Regions from separate parts of the Mus musculus genome. Here region 1 is linked to region 2. The links are chromatin contacts, found by Hi-C or POLR2A ChIA-PET in ENCODE. All regions are on one chromosome and are shown on one strand. Each heading gives the region's core, a stretch centred on a gene start or an enhancer-like site at or near the end of the contact. The rest is flanking DNA. Distances are from core to core; before and after follow the strand shown.

Region 1 (6,041 bases), core at 177-2,676, 38 kb after region 2:
TCGGGAGGCAGAGGCAGGTGGATTTCTGAGACAGGGTTTCTCTGTATAGCCCTGGCTGTCCTGGAACTCACTTTGTAGACCAGGCTGGCCTCGAACTCAGAAATCCACCTGCCTCTGCCTCCCAAGTGCTGGGATTAAAGGCGTGGGCCACCATGCACTGCTTGATTTTTTTTGTTTGTTTGTTTGTTTCTTTTGGTTTTGGTTTTTCGAGACAGGGTTTCTCTGTGTAGTCCTGACTGTCCTGGAACTCACTCTGTAGACCAGGCTGGCCTTGAACTCAGAAATCTGCCTGTCACTGCCTCCCACGTGCTGGGGTTAAAGGCATGTGCCACCACTGCCCGGCTCGATTTTATTTATTTATTTATTTATTTATTTATTTTTGTTTTTTTGAGGCAGAGTTTCTCTGTGTAGCCCTGGCTGTCCTGGAACTCACTGTGTAGAACAGGCTGGCCTCAAACTCAGAAATCCGCCTGCCTCTGCCTCCCGAGTGCTGGGATTAAAGGCGTGGGCCACCATGCCCTGCTCAATTTTATTTTTAATTGTTAATTAGTTACAAGCAGTTGTGAGCTGGGAACCAAATGTAGGTCTTCTGCAATAGTATGCGGACTTAATTGCTAAAGTTTAGCAGTTAAATCTTCTCTCCATAGCCCTGTGTTTTCCTCTTTGAGACAAGGTAGCTATGTAGGCCTTGCTGTCCTTGAACTCTCTCCATAGACCAGGCTGTCCTCCAACTGAGATCCACCTGCCTCTGTCTCTGGAGTTGCTGGAATTAAGGAGTTTGCCACCACGTTTGGGCCACATTTCCGTAATTTTTTTTTTTTTTTAAAGATTTATTTATTTATTACATGTAAGTACACTGTAGCTGTCTTCAGACACACCAGAAGAGGGCGTCAGATCTCGTTACAGATGGTTGTGAGCCACCATGTGGTTGCTGGGATTTGAACTCTGGACCTTCCGAAGAGCAGTCGGGTGCTCTTACCCACTGAGCCATCTAACCAGCCCCTCATTTCCGTAATTTTAATCAGATGAAGGAATTAAGGAGTTTGCCACCACGTTTGGGCCACATTTCCGTAATTTTAATCAGATGAAGGACGTTGTGTTTTTCTTTCTTTCTTTCTTTCTTTCTTTCTTTCTTTCTTTCTTTCTTTCTTTCTTTCTTTCTTTCTTTCTTTCTTTCTTTATTTATTTATTTATTTATTTAACAGAAGCTCTCTCCCACTTAACGCCATGAGCTCAGCAGGACATTAGGGAGACACAGCTCCAAGCCGGAGCCTACAAAGGTGGGAAACTAGACAGAGAAGAGAATTGGGCGTGTGGCGCGCGGCCTCCTGGGACTTGTAGTCCGCATCCTGCGAGGCGCATGCTCTGATGCTCTGGGTCTTCCGCGGTTGCCATGGCTTCTCTGAGCCTCGGTGGGTGGTGCCCCTAGACACGGGCGGGTTTTGGAGGCGTAGCGCGCGGAAGGCGGAAGGCATCACGCGGTGGGTAGGGCAGTCGAGAGTGGGGACTAGGGCGCGCTGGGACCCGTCCTCTTCCCCTGGCGCACTGGCTGCGGACTTTTCTTCCCAAACCCCTTACGCGCGGTGAGGAGAGGGGCGCACTCGGCACCCGGCTTTCCCGGGTGGGACTAATGAGCTTGACCGCTAGTGGCAAATCCCAGGCCTCCGGTCCTGGAAGCAGCAGAGTCTGGGCCTGCCTGAAGGTCTCAAAGACTATCCTTTTGGATTTTGTTTTAAGACAGAGTGTAGTTCTGTATGCCAGACTGGTCTGTAACTCGGAGATCCACCTGCCTCGGCCTCCTGAGTGCTGGGTTTAAATGCATGCATCTTGGCTAGGTTTGGCTTGTTTTGTCTTGAAACATTCCACTATCCAGGTTGACTTGGAGCTCACGATGTAGTTTAGGCCGGTTTGGCATTTGAGGTGCTCCTACTGCTTCAGACTTTAAAGTGATGGTATTATAAGTGTGCGCCATCATGCTTGGCTAGATTACATAGTAACAAGCGCCTGGCAGAAGGACATACATAAACTACAATTTGCAGTAGTCGTTCTCAAACTGACTGGCACATTAAAATTCTGGGGGGCTTTTTGTTTAAAAAAAAAGTATAAACTGAGCATAGTGGCACACACCTTTAATCCCAACACTGGAGAGGCAGAGGCAGGAGGATCTCGATGAGTTTAAGGCCAGCCTGGTCTACATAGAGAGTTCAGGACAGCCAGGGCTACATAGAGAAACCCTGTCTCAAAATAATGTAAAAATAGGATACCTTGCAGGATGTGGTAACACACATCCTGAATCCCCAGCACTTGTGAGGAAGAGACAGGTGGATCTCTGTGAGTTCCAGGCCACACTTGTTTACATTTTAAGTTCCAGGCTACTCAGGAAGATATAGGAAGACCCTGTCTTTAAAAACAACAACAACAAAACAATCTGGGCCTGTCCTCTCCAGGCAAATGAATCTAGATCTCTGGGATGTGTGGGACGTGAAAGCCAGGCAAAGGTTTCCCCGGGTGTATCCAGTGCAGGGAGGCATCTGGACCACTAGTGTGGAGTTTCAGGGCTTGGTAAAGGTGAGTGACTCTATCTGTGTGCTCCTGCCCACAGTGAGCAGCCAGCCAATGTGGAACAATGGCACTGAGCCACTCGGTGAAGGAGCGAACTATTTCTGAGAACAGCCTGATCATCCTGTTGCAGGGCCTCCAAGGCCAAATAACCACTGTGGACCTTCGGGATGAGAGTGTGGCCCGAGGACGCATTGACAACGTGGATGCTTTCATGAATATCCGCCTGGCCAATGTCACCTATACCGACCGCTGGGGACATCAGGTTGAGTTGGATGACCTTTTTGTGACCGGTCGTAACGTCCGATACGTCCATATCCCAGATGGTGTGGACATCACTGCTACTATTGAGCAGCAGCTGCAGATCATCCACCGTGTGCGCAACTTTGGTGGCAAGGGTCAAGGTCGTCGAGAGTTCCCCTCCAAAAGGCCATGAGACTGTGTCCTCGTTAAAGTTCCAGCACCACCTCAGGGACCTCCGGTGTTCTGAGCCAACTCCCGGCCATCCTTCCCCACCAGTAACAGACATGTCACAGCGGCCTTTCGTAGGGTTCCAGTTTTCAGACACACCCTGGGACCCAGAATTCCTTCTGCTGGTGGCCTTGGGGTAGGTGACAATCCCTCTTTTGGATCATTTGTATCTCAAATCTCCATTCACTGATTGGACCCCGTCCATCAAGGAGTCGTCAACTCTGGCTGTGAGGAGTACTGCGAGTGTTTGGAGTGAATCACCTCTAACGTCCCGTTTCTTTTTGGCATTTGTTTCTTTTTCTCATAAAACCAAACTTGGATACACACACGTCTGTGCCTGATGCCCTGCCTGGTATATACTGGGCTTTTGGCTCCTGTGTAGGAGCAGAGTGCAGGTCTCAAGTTGCGGGGGTTACACCAGGATTTACTTGGTCTAGAATGTGGCCCTGTTTCCCAGATTATCATGAGGAAATCTAATGGAAAGTGGTCTTTCCGTTGAGAGTCCTTGAGACTCTCTTCTTACTACTGTGTACTAAAGCTAAGAGTCTGGAGACCCCCGTCCCTTCCCTCAGGCTGGAGAGTTCAGCTAACAGGATATCAATCTCAGCCAGCCCTCGTGCTTCACATGGATAATCCTGGCTTCCAGGAGGCACAGGTACAGGGATCAGCCTCTGCTACGGGTGAAACCCTTCGTCAAAAAACCAAAACAGAGCAGTTGCAGTGGTGCACACAGTAGGATTTACTGAAGGAGGCGGAGGCAGGAGGATCATGAGTTTGAGGCCAGTCTGCGTTACGTGCTTTAGTCAAACGGTGGTGGAGAACATCTCTGATCTCTGCGCTCAGGAGGCAGAGGCAAGTGGGATCTATATGGGATTGAGGCCAGGCAGGTTTACAGAGTGAGTTCCAGGACAGAGGAACTCTGTCTCCAAAACAGAGGAAATAAAATGGTCTGAGGAAGTCCAGCGAAGATGCTGCACCTCACTGTGCTCAATTCTTTTCCGTGCGTATGAGTGTTCTGCCTACATGTGTGTGCAGGCACCATCTGTATACATGGTATCTTCAGAGGTCAGAAGAATGCATTGGTTCCTCTGGAACTGGAATTACAGAGAGTAGTGATCCAGCATGTAGGGGCTTGGAATTGAGTCTGGGTCCTGTGCAAGTACAACCAATGCTCTTCATGCAGAGCTGTCTCTCCAGCCCAGGGTTGGATTTGATTTTGTTTTGCTTTCTTTCCCTTTAAAGACAGTTTCACTGTGTAGCCCTGACTGCCTAGGAATCCATGTGGACCAGACTGGTCTCACTGCTTCTGCCTCTGAAGTGCTGGGCTTAAAGATAAGCTCCACCACACCCAGCAGTGTTAGGGTTTTGTTTGTTAGTTGGTTTTTTTTTTTTTAATATTTTTTTTATTACGTATTTTCCTCAATTACATTTCTGTTTGTTAGTTTTTGAGACAAGGCCTCCTGCGTCCCAGCCTGGCCTTGAACTCATGATCTTCCTACTTCCGCCTCCCAAGTGCTGGTATTGCAGGAGTGTGCCACTGCAGCCCACTTAGGTTTATCAGGTTCTTTTCTGCTCTTTAGGTCCTCCTAGGACCAGGTAGTTCTTGGATCTTAGATTAATTAGGCCAAATCTACCCACAGCTCCAGAGCTCTCGATCTCTGGAGGGTCTTGTTGCCTCGGAGAGGGAAGTGTGCTAGCTCCTGTCTCCTGGCAGTCCCTGCGTCCCAGCTGGAACACACATACATACAAACACACACACACACACACACACACACACACACACACACACACACACGCATGCACTCACGCACTCGAGTGCGTCTCATGCTCCCACATCCAGCTTTTCCATGGTTTTCTAAATTTGTTTCTACATAGGCATTCTTTCCATTTCTTCCTGAAGGTTGGGCTTTTGGAATTCAGAAACTAAAAATAGTCTCTGCATGCTGTTGTGTCTTCTGTTCCCTGAGGTAACAAATGGAGGGTGACTTAGCTGTGAACAAGAGGGGCCCAGGAGCTCCGGGGATAAGATGGCAGTGTGTTTCAAGATGGTACTGGAGTCTAGACTGTCATGGCATTTGCCCAAGCTTTCACATCCACCCTCCTTGTCGCTCCAGCCAAAGTGTCCGGGGGGGAGGGTCCCATTGATGGTAGAACCCCCAAGAGCTGAGTGCTCGAGCAGCGCTATCCATACCCATCTCTCATTCCTGGAGAGAAGAGGTTTTTTTTTTGGGGGGGGGGGGTGCAATCAATGTTTGAAGGAAGGAGACCACTGAAGTTTAGAATGCTGAATGGACATAAATATGTTGACTCATGCCAGAAACATGCAAGGGACAAGAGTATGCCCTCGTCTCAGCATGGCTGAGCAGGTGGGACTTAAACAGTCCAGTGAACTCTAGTCTGGCATCCCTGGCCAAAGGGTAGGCAGAGGTAACAAGGGTCCTCGACGTTCTCATTAGCATTCCAGGAAGACCCAGAGATAGTACATTTTGGATGAGAGCAGCTTAGATTCTGCAAGGGCATAGAAGTATACCAACAGCAAGGTAAGCATTCTAGGTCGCTAGTTCTGGTCATAAGCTTAATGGCTGTTAGCTAAGGTTGGAAGTAATCAGCTGGGCATGGTGGCCCATGCCTTTGGTCCTCAGAGGCAGGGGCAGGTGGATCTTCTTGAGTTCCAAGGCCAGCCTGCAGAATTGTAGGTCTGCCTATAGAGTGAGTTCTAGGCCAGGGATACATAGCAAGACCCAGTCTCCAAAGGTGGGAGGGCATGGCATGACGTTTGTTGGGAAAATGGTATTTAAAGGAAAACAAAACAAACAGTTTTTAAATGTCTCTCCAGAAAGGGAGGGGACTCCTCCCCAGCCAGTGGTTGAGTTAAATGGGAACTGCTGGGCAGCGTAATGGTGGTCAGAAGTCAACGATTGCTGTTGTGCCCTGTGTTGGGAGCTTGGTAAACCCCACGAAGGGGCAGAGCTGCAGGCTTATCCTATGTATGTGTATTAACAGCTTCATCA
Region 2 (6,794 bases), core at 2,119-4,618:
TGAGGTACAAAGAGTAGGAGAGAGAAGCAGTCTGCTTCTGACCAAGGCCTAGAACTGGCTCAGGTCACCAACACATGCAGAAAAAAATAGGGTTTCCACTGAGATAGTTCCCACCGACCTGCTCCAGATCCAAGGTCTTACATAAAATTACAAAGTCTTTTCTTACCCCCTTTCAACCACCAGGTTTACCAGGAGGTGCAAAAGCTGAAGAAGCAAAAAAGGGCCTTAAAAGCTGCTGCAGCTGCTGCCAAAAAAGAAAAAAATGAGGGGGTGCCAGAGAACCCTTCAAATGCCGTACCAGAGAAGACCCAAGTGAACTAATAAAGTCTGTTCCCGTGAAGAATGATGGAAGATGGCCTTCTTTTTAACCTGAGCAAGAGGAGTTTATTTTTAATTTTGCTCTGGGATCTTGGAGGCAGAGTCCCTGCCATCACCCCAGAGGACGCAGTCATAGAAACAAATACATGGTGTTTCAGAGTGGTAATGCCGGTGGCCGTAGCTGTCTACTGGACGGTCCTAAAGGATGAGGAGTTCACTGGCCAAGAGAAACGGCATTTAGGCAGAAGAACTGCAAGTTAAAAGGGAAAGAAATCTAAAGGCTGACAGGAACAGTGAGACTCAAACACTGTAACTTTGGAGTTAGGGCTTCAGTCTGTGAATGGGACTCAGGTATAAAAACATTCAGTTTGCCGGGCAGTGGTGGCGCACGCCTTTAATCCCAACACTTGGGAAGCAGAGGCAGGCGAATTTCTGAGTTCAAGGCCAGCCTGGTCTACAAAGTGAGTTCCAGGACAGCCAGGACTATACAGAGAAACCCTGTCTGGAAAAACAAAACAAAACAAAAAAACATTCAGCTTGCCAGCCAGTGGTGATGCACGCCTTTAAACCCAGCACTCAGGAAGCAGAGGCAGGCAGATCTCTTGAGTTTGAACCCAGCCTAGTATACAGAGTGAATTCCAGGACAACCAAGGTTACACAGAGAAACCCTGTCTTGAAAAACCAAAAAAAGAAAAAAAGAAGGGAATGCCACCAAGAGAAAGATGTGTTAATGTGCTACCTAAGAGCAGTTGAGAGATGAGGGATGAGGGCTGAACCAGCGCAGTTTGGGAGCTGTTGAGGTACCTGAGGCCCTGGGTGTGTGGTTGCCTATGGATACTGAGCCCTGGTGTTTGAATGACTAGTTCCAGTACTTGGGAGAGACATTATCATTTCAAGGCTATCTTGAGTTGCATGGCTACTTTGAGGCCAGTCTAGACTACATGAAACCCTTTCTCCAAAAGTTTAATCGCCAAGAGAAGATATGTAATAAAAAAAAAAAAAAAAAATGGGCCATGTGAGGATGGGAAAATTGAGATCATCTCTGAGATGGAGGAGGAGGTGAGTGGATAGAATCAGAAGTGAAGCTGGACTGTTTGGTTATCACCTCCAGGAACACTGAGGGAGGCCTTAATGAGATGGAGACCTGTGTAGAGGTCCTGTGCTACAGGACCAGGCACCAGCCTTGGGAGAGAACGCCACAGCAGTGGATCAGGCCTGCAGGGAAGGCACTCTTAAATGCAGCCATGGGCACTTCAATATTGCCTGATACTTAAATCCTTTATTCCTCAAGCCGGCTGCCTTTCTATTTTTTTGTAGGGGAGGAGGGGAAGGTAAGGGGGTTCCAGACTGTCCTGGAACTCTGTAGACCAGACTGGCCTTGAGTTTAAAAATCCACCTGCCTCTGCCTTCCAAGTGCTGAGATTAAAGGTTTTTGCGGCCACTGTCCTATTTTCTATTGAAAACAGGCTTACGAAACATAGACAACTTGTCCAATTTTGAAAGCTGACTAGTGTTCAAACCTAGCTCTCTCTGGTTTTGGATTTTTGTTTTTAAAGATTTATTCATTTATTATATGTAAGTACACTGTAGCTGTCTTCAGACACTCCAGAAGAGGGCGCCAGATCTCGTTACGGATGGGTGTGAGCTACCATGTGGTTGCTGGGAATTGAACTCAGGACCTTCGGAAGAGCAGTCAGTGATCTTAACCGCTGAGCCATCTCTCCAGCCTGATTTTTGTTGGTTTTAAAGACAGGGACCCAGTCCTGACTGTCCTAGAACTTGCTATGTAGACCAGGCTGGACTCTGCTTACAAAGTGCTGGGATCAAAGGCAAGTGCAGCCACACCTTGCTGCTCTGTCTTGACCCTATCCAGTCTGACAGTACACAGAGGCAAACTCTGAAAGGGACCGTGTTCTGCCAAAACTTGAGATAGTGTTGGAAGCTGGGCAGATAACAAAATGCATAAGGCCCACCAGAAGATAAAGATGTTTATTACAGGTGGGGCTGAGGTGTTAAGCTCATGTGCCGGGTCACAGCACTCCCAGAGCCTGAAGCAGGTGGATCTCCGAGTTTGAAGCCAGCCTGGTCTACAGAGCAAGTTCCAGGACAGCCAGGACAACACAGAGAAACCCTGTTTCAAAACAAAACAAAAAGGTTCAAGTTGTACTAGACAATTTTAAAAAGTTTGGCTCTTGGGAGGAAAGAAAAACGACTAGAAGGTGTGACGTGGAGGATGCCACAAGCAGGAAGGAAGACATTGAAGGAATGAGCTGTGTTTTGTAAGCGGCGCCTTTTGAAATTTAGTCCAACAGCATCAGAGCAGTGACACAGAGGAACGTAGGAATGCAGAAAGGGGAATTAAGGAATGCGAGGATTCTACAAGGAAAAGGAGGAAGTGGCTGATTATTAAAGGAGGTGGATGTAGGTTCCAAAGCTCAAGTCTCAAGATTGCTGTGGCTGGAGAGAGAAGTGCTTAGCAGAAACACTGATGACGAATCGTCTGAAAAGGTCCAGCCGTAGGTGAAGAAACGCGAGGGTGCTACTTAAGTTGCTAGGAGGGCCGGGCTGGGTTGCCTCACTGAGTAGTAAATCCGGCGTAACATCGCTTCCAGGAGGGGTTAGAAAGGAGACAAATGATATAACTAATCGAGATGAGGGATTATAATAACTCAGAATGCCTTCGTGGCGCTTGCCATGACCTCACTGGTTCCTCTGCACGTCCCTGGGAGATAGTTCACAAATCTGCCCGCAGCACAGCAGGCCATGGCGGACCGGGACGCTAGACGACTCTAGGCGAACGACTCCGAAGACGCTGGGGTTGATTTTCCTAGTTTCCGGTGCGATGGCTGGGCCACGGCAGATACGCGCGGCTGGCTGGAACGCTCCCGGCGACACCAAAGCTAAACTGGAAAACTCAAAACCAGCGCTCCCGGGAGGCCAAAGGTGCGCGCCTCCGTTTGAACCAATCCCCTGAAGCGATCTTTGTCACTTAACCCAATAAGCGCCGGTCTTCGGCCACCTCCTATCAATCCACCATGTGATTGGTTCGCCTTTCTGTTCCCGGCGTTGCCCCAGCAACCGGGCTATGGACGCGTAGGGGCCTCCAGGCTGCTAAATCACAAACCCTGGGGTTCTTCCTTCATCTACCCTGCGGGTTTCCGGCACTATGTCGGTTCGGACTCTGCCGCTGCTCTTTTTGAACTTGGGCGGGGAGATGCTTTACGTCCTAGACCAGCGACTGAGGGCCCAGAACATCCCCGGAGACAAGGCCCGCAAAGGTAAGTAACGCCCCCGCAGCCTTGATCTGTTCCCTTCCTCACCGCACTAAATGTCCCTATACAGAACCGCAGCCTAGCACCAGCCCCCCTCCAACCTCCGTCCTGATACCCAGGCCGACCGGCACCTGACCCCCTTCCCCTCATCCCAATAGCCAAACCGATGCCTCTGCGCACTTCTCTTTGACAGCCGGGTATCTTTCTCAAAAGACGCAGAGCCCATGCAGTTGGAAGCCCTCCGGAGTCAAATTAATTCTCCAAAAGAGCATTTCCCCACAGAGAAGCCTAATACATTGGACATACTTACAGTGCCTGAGCCCTCGATTTCCCAGTCTCTGGAAATCTGTCTATTTCCAAAAGTAGTTACAGTTGACAAGATACTTTTGGCAGGTATAACCATCCGTTAACCCCCACAAAACAGATGGGGACGCCCGCGTCTCTGTCCTCCTACGTAAGCAGAAGCCTGGTCATGCTCATTTCAGAAGCCATTTCTAGAAATGTAGGGCCCCAAAATAATATAGATAAGAACGAAAACATGCTTCTTGATTTTGCAAGTGTTGGAAGGGGTTGCAATTGTGAAAATACTTTTGGAAGGCTTATAAAATGCAAAATTATGCCATGTGTAGTGCAGAGAGAAACGACCACCCAAAACACGCTGCCAGTCTATCTTACTTCTCAGCAAACAACTTTGTTCACCAAATTTGCTGGGCTATTGTATTTGTAGGCAGAGGAGTAAACATTTATCTAAAGGACAACTGAACACTAATGAAAGCTCGATTTCCTCCCAACAGCTTATGTCCCCTCCATTGATGTTAAACAGGCACATTCAGATGGTGTGTCTGATTTTGTGTAAGTGCATACGTAAACAGACAAGAGAACCCTCTGGACCACTCCCTTCCATTCATTCCCAGCCTTGCTACCAGGGGCTTTACAAAATGCAAATATGTCTAGTGGGGCTTTATAAAATGCAAATATGTCTAGTATGTCTCTCCTCAAAATTGCCGACAACCTTCCACTCCTGTCTAAATGGAGACCAAGTCCTAGGCAGAACACGTTGGGGCCCTCCGATTAGGACACTGTCTTAGTCAGGGTTTCTATTCCTGCACAAACATCATGACCAAGAAGCAAGTTGGGGAGGAAAGGGTTTATTCGGCTTACACTTCCATGCTGCTGTTCATCACCAAAGGAAGTCAGGACTGGAACTCAAGCAGGTCAGGAAGCAGGAGCTGATGCAGAGGTCATGGAGGGATGTTCTTTACTGGCTTGCCTTCCCTGGCTTGCTCAGCCTGCTCTCTTATAGAACTCAAGACTACCAGCCCAGAGATGGTCCCACCCACAAGGGGCCTTTCCCCTTGATCACTAATTGAGAAAATGCCTTAGAGTTGGATCTCATGGAGGCATTTCCTCAACTGAAGCTCCTTTCTCTGTGATAACTCCAGCTGTGTCAAGTTGACACAAAACTAGCCAGTACAGACACTTTGAGTCCCAATCACACCAAAGTGTGTGTAGATCTTTAACCTGTGTCCTTCATGACTCCGTCCTTTCCCCGACCTCCTGAAGAGTCTCGTCCCTCAGGAGCCTCCCTCCTTCCTCAGAAGGACCTGCTTCTGTTCTCACTGTGTCCTCCCGTGCTTCTCTTACCTTACCACATGGCTGGCAGATCGATGCTCAACTGTTTGCCTGTGTCTCCCCACTTGTTTGTCTTACACATGTTTGTACTTCAGCATCTAGCACTCGACTCGCAGATGAGAATAAATCAGTGCTCACTACAGGGTTGAGGAGCAACCTGCCGGTGTTGTTATACGCCATTGTGTTCCTTCCTCGGGAGGCTTGTTTCTTGCTGCCTGTGTGATGCGATTTCACTCAGGCTAATAGCCCTAGTGGAGGGGCAGGCTCGATTTCTCTAGATAGTCCGCATCTTGGAGGACAGTGTAAATTAGCAATTTACATTATTAACGTGGCCTTTGAAGGCATACAAGTCTAGATCCCACATGTAGCTAGCTGCGGGATCTTCAAGTGTGATGACCTCTGTAAGCTTGTTTCTCTATAAAATGATGATAATAATACACACCTGAGAGCGAAGCTATAATGTGCATTTCATGTTCACACAATTAGTAGTTGGTGTTGCCTTTCAAGAGGAGGTCTGAGCCAGGCGTGGTGGCGCACGCCTTTAATCCCAGCACTCGGGAGGCAGAAGCAGACGGATTTCTGAGTTCGAGGCCAGCCTGGTCTACAGAGTGAGTTCCAGGACAGCCAGCGCTATACAGAGAAGCCCTGTCTCAAAAAAAAAATAATAATACAACATATACATGCTATCTTTTCTTACATAAAACCCACTATTGTAGCAAAGGCTGGCCTTGAACTCTGATCCCCCTGTTCCCATCCCCTCAGCGTTGGTACCCCAGTTGTGTTAAGAGTGATGGTCTTTTCTGGTTTATTTATGGAGTCTCAGCCATCTTTAGTGATTCATTTTCATCCACTCACTCATTCCGCAGTGTATGGCCGATGTCACACCATGTGAGATTCTGGGGAGAACCAGGTTGAGCCTGTCTGTCCCTGGAAGTGGGTTACTGATGAGTGCGATCCATAACTGATTCTAAAACTCAAGACCCATCACCATAATGACAACAATACAATACTTGTTTTTGCTTTATTGAAACAAGGCTCACACTGTAGCTGTTCCAACAGTCCTCTCGCCTCAGCCTCCCAAGTGCTGAGGTTGTAGGCACGAGCCACCACTCTATGGAAACAGTTTTTCAATTGTATCAATACTTCATTTAAATGCCTTAATGGCTGGGCAGTGGTGACGCAAGCCTTTAATCCCAACACTCAAGAGGCAGAGGCAGGTGGATCTCTGTGAGTTCGAGGCCAGCCTGGTCTACAGAGTGAGTTCCAGGACAGCCAGGGCTACACAGAGAAACCCTGTCTTGAAAAAAACAAAACGAACAAAAACAAAAAGAAAAGGGAAAAAAAAAACCAACCATGATGCCTAGGGCTTTTCTTCCATATAGATAACACCACCATCCAGTTTTACAAGAAAAACCAAAGTCGCTTTGCTCAGCTTTGCAGAGCTGGTTGGAGGAGCAAGTGACTTGACACTCCTGGCCTTGAGACCCCAGAGCTCCCATTCCTAATCGGCATGTCCGTTAAGTGCTGCTGCACAGGGCTGCCTCATCTGCAGGGGCTGTATGGGAATCTTGT

What was found. A loop is a pair of places that touch in the nucleus more often than their neighbours do. ChIA-PET counts read pairs that join two places held with the same protein, here RNA polymerase II (POLR2A).
Region 1: a loop to region 2 is called in a map of T-helper 2 cell, with 2.0 times the contacts of the local background. The contact joins the promoter of Lsm10 here to the promoter of Oscp1 in region 2. A Hi-C loop is called at or near these places in 1 of 37 maps with a recorded cell type or tissue (T-helper 2 cell). POLR2A ChIA-PET finds 5 or more read pairs at or near these places in 2 of 5 experiments (both embryonic stem cell).

The regions. Positions count from the first base shown.
Region 1 is chr4:126,095,227-126,101,267 of GRCm38, forward strand. It overlaps Lsm10 (U7 snRNP-specific Sm-like protein LSM10), which reads left to right and starts at 1,427. Exons shown (of 2, transcript NM_138721.2): 1 at 1,427-1,583; 2 at 2,603-3,358. The coding sequence starts at 2,627. The coding sequence ends at 2,995.
Region 2 is chr4:126,055,197-126,061,990 of GRCm38, forward strand. It overlaps Oscp1 (organic solute carrier partner 1), which reads left to right and starts at 3,369. Exons shown (of 10, transcript NM_172701.3): 1 at 3,369-3,596. The coding sequence starts at 3,485. It overlaps Mrps15 (mitochondrial ribosomal protein S15), which reads left to right. Exons shown (of 8, transcript NM_025544.2): 8 at 184-340. The coding sequence ends at 321.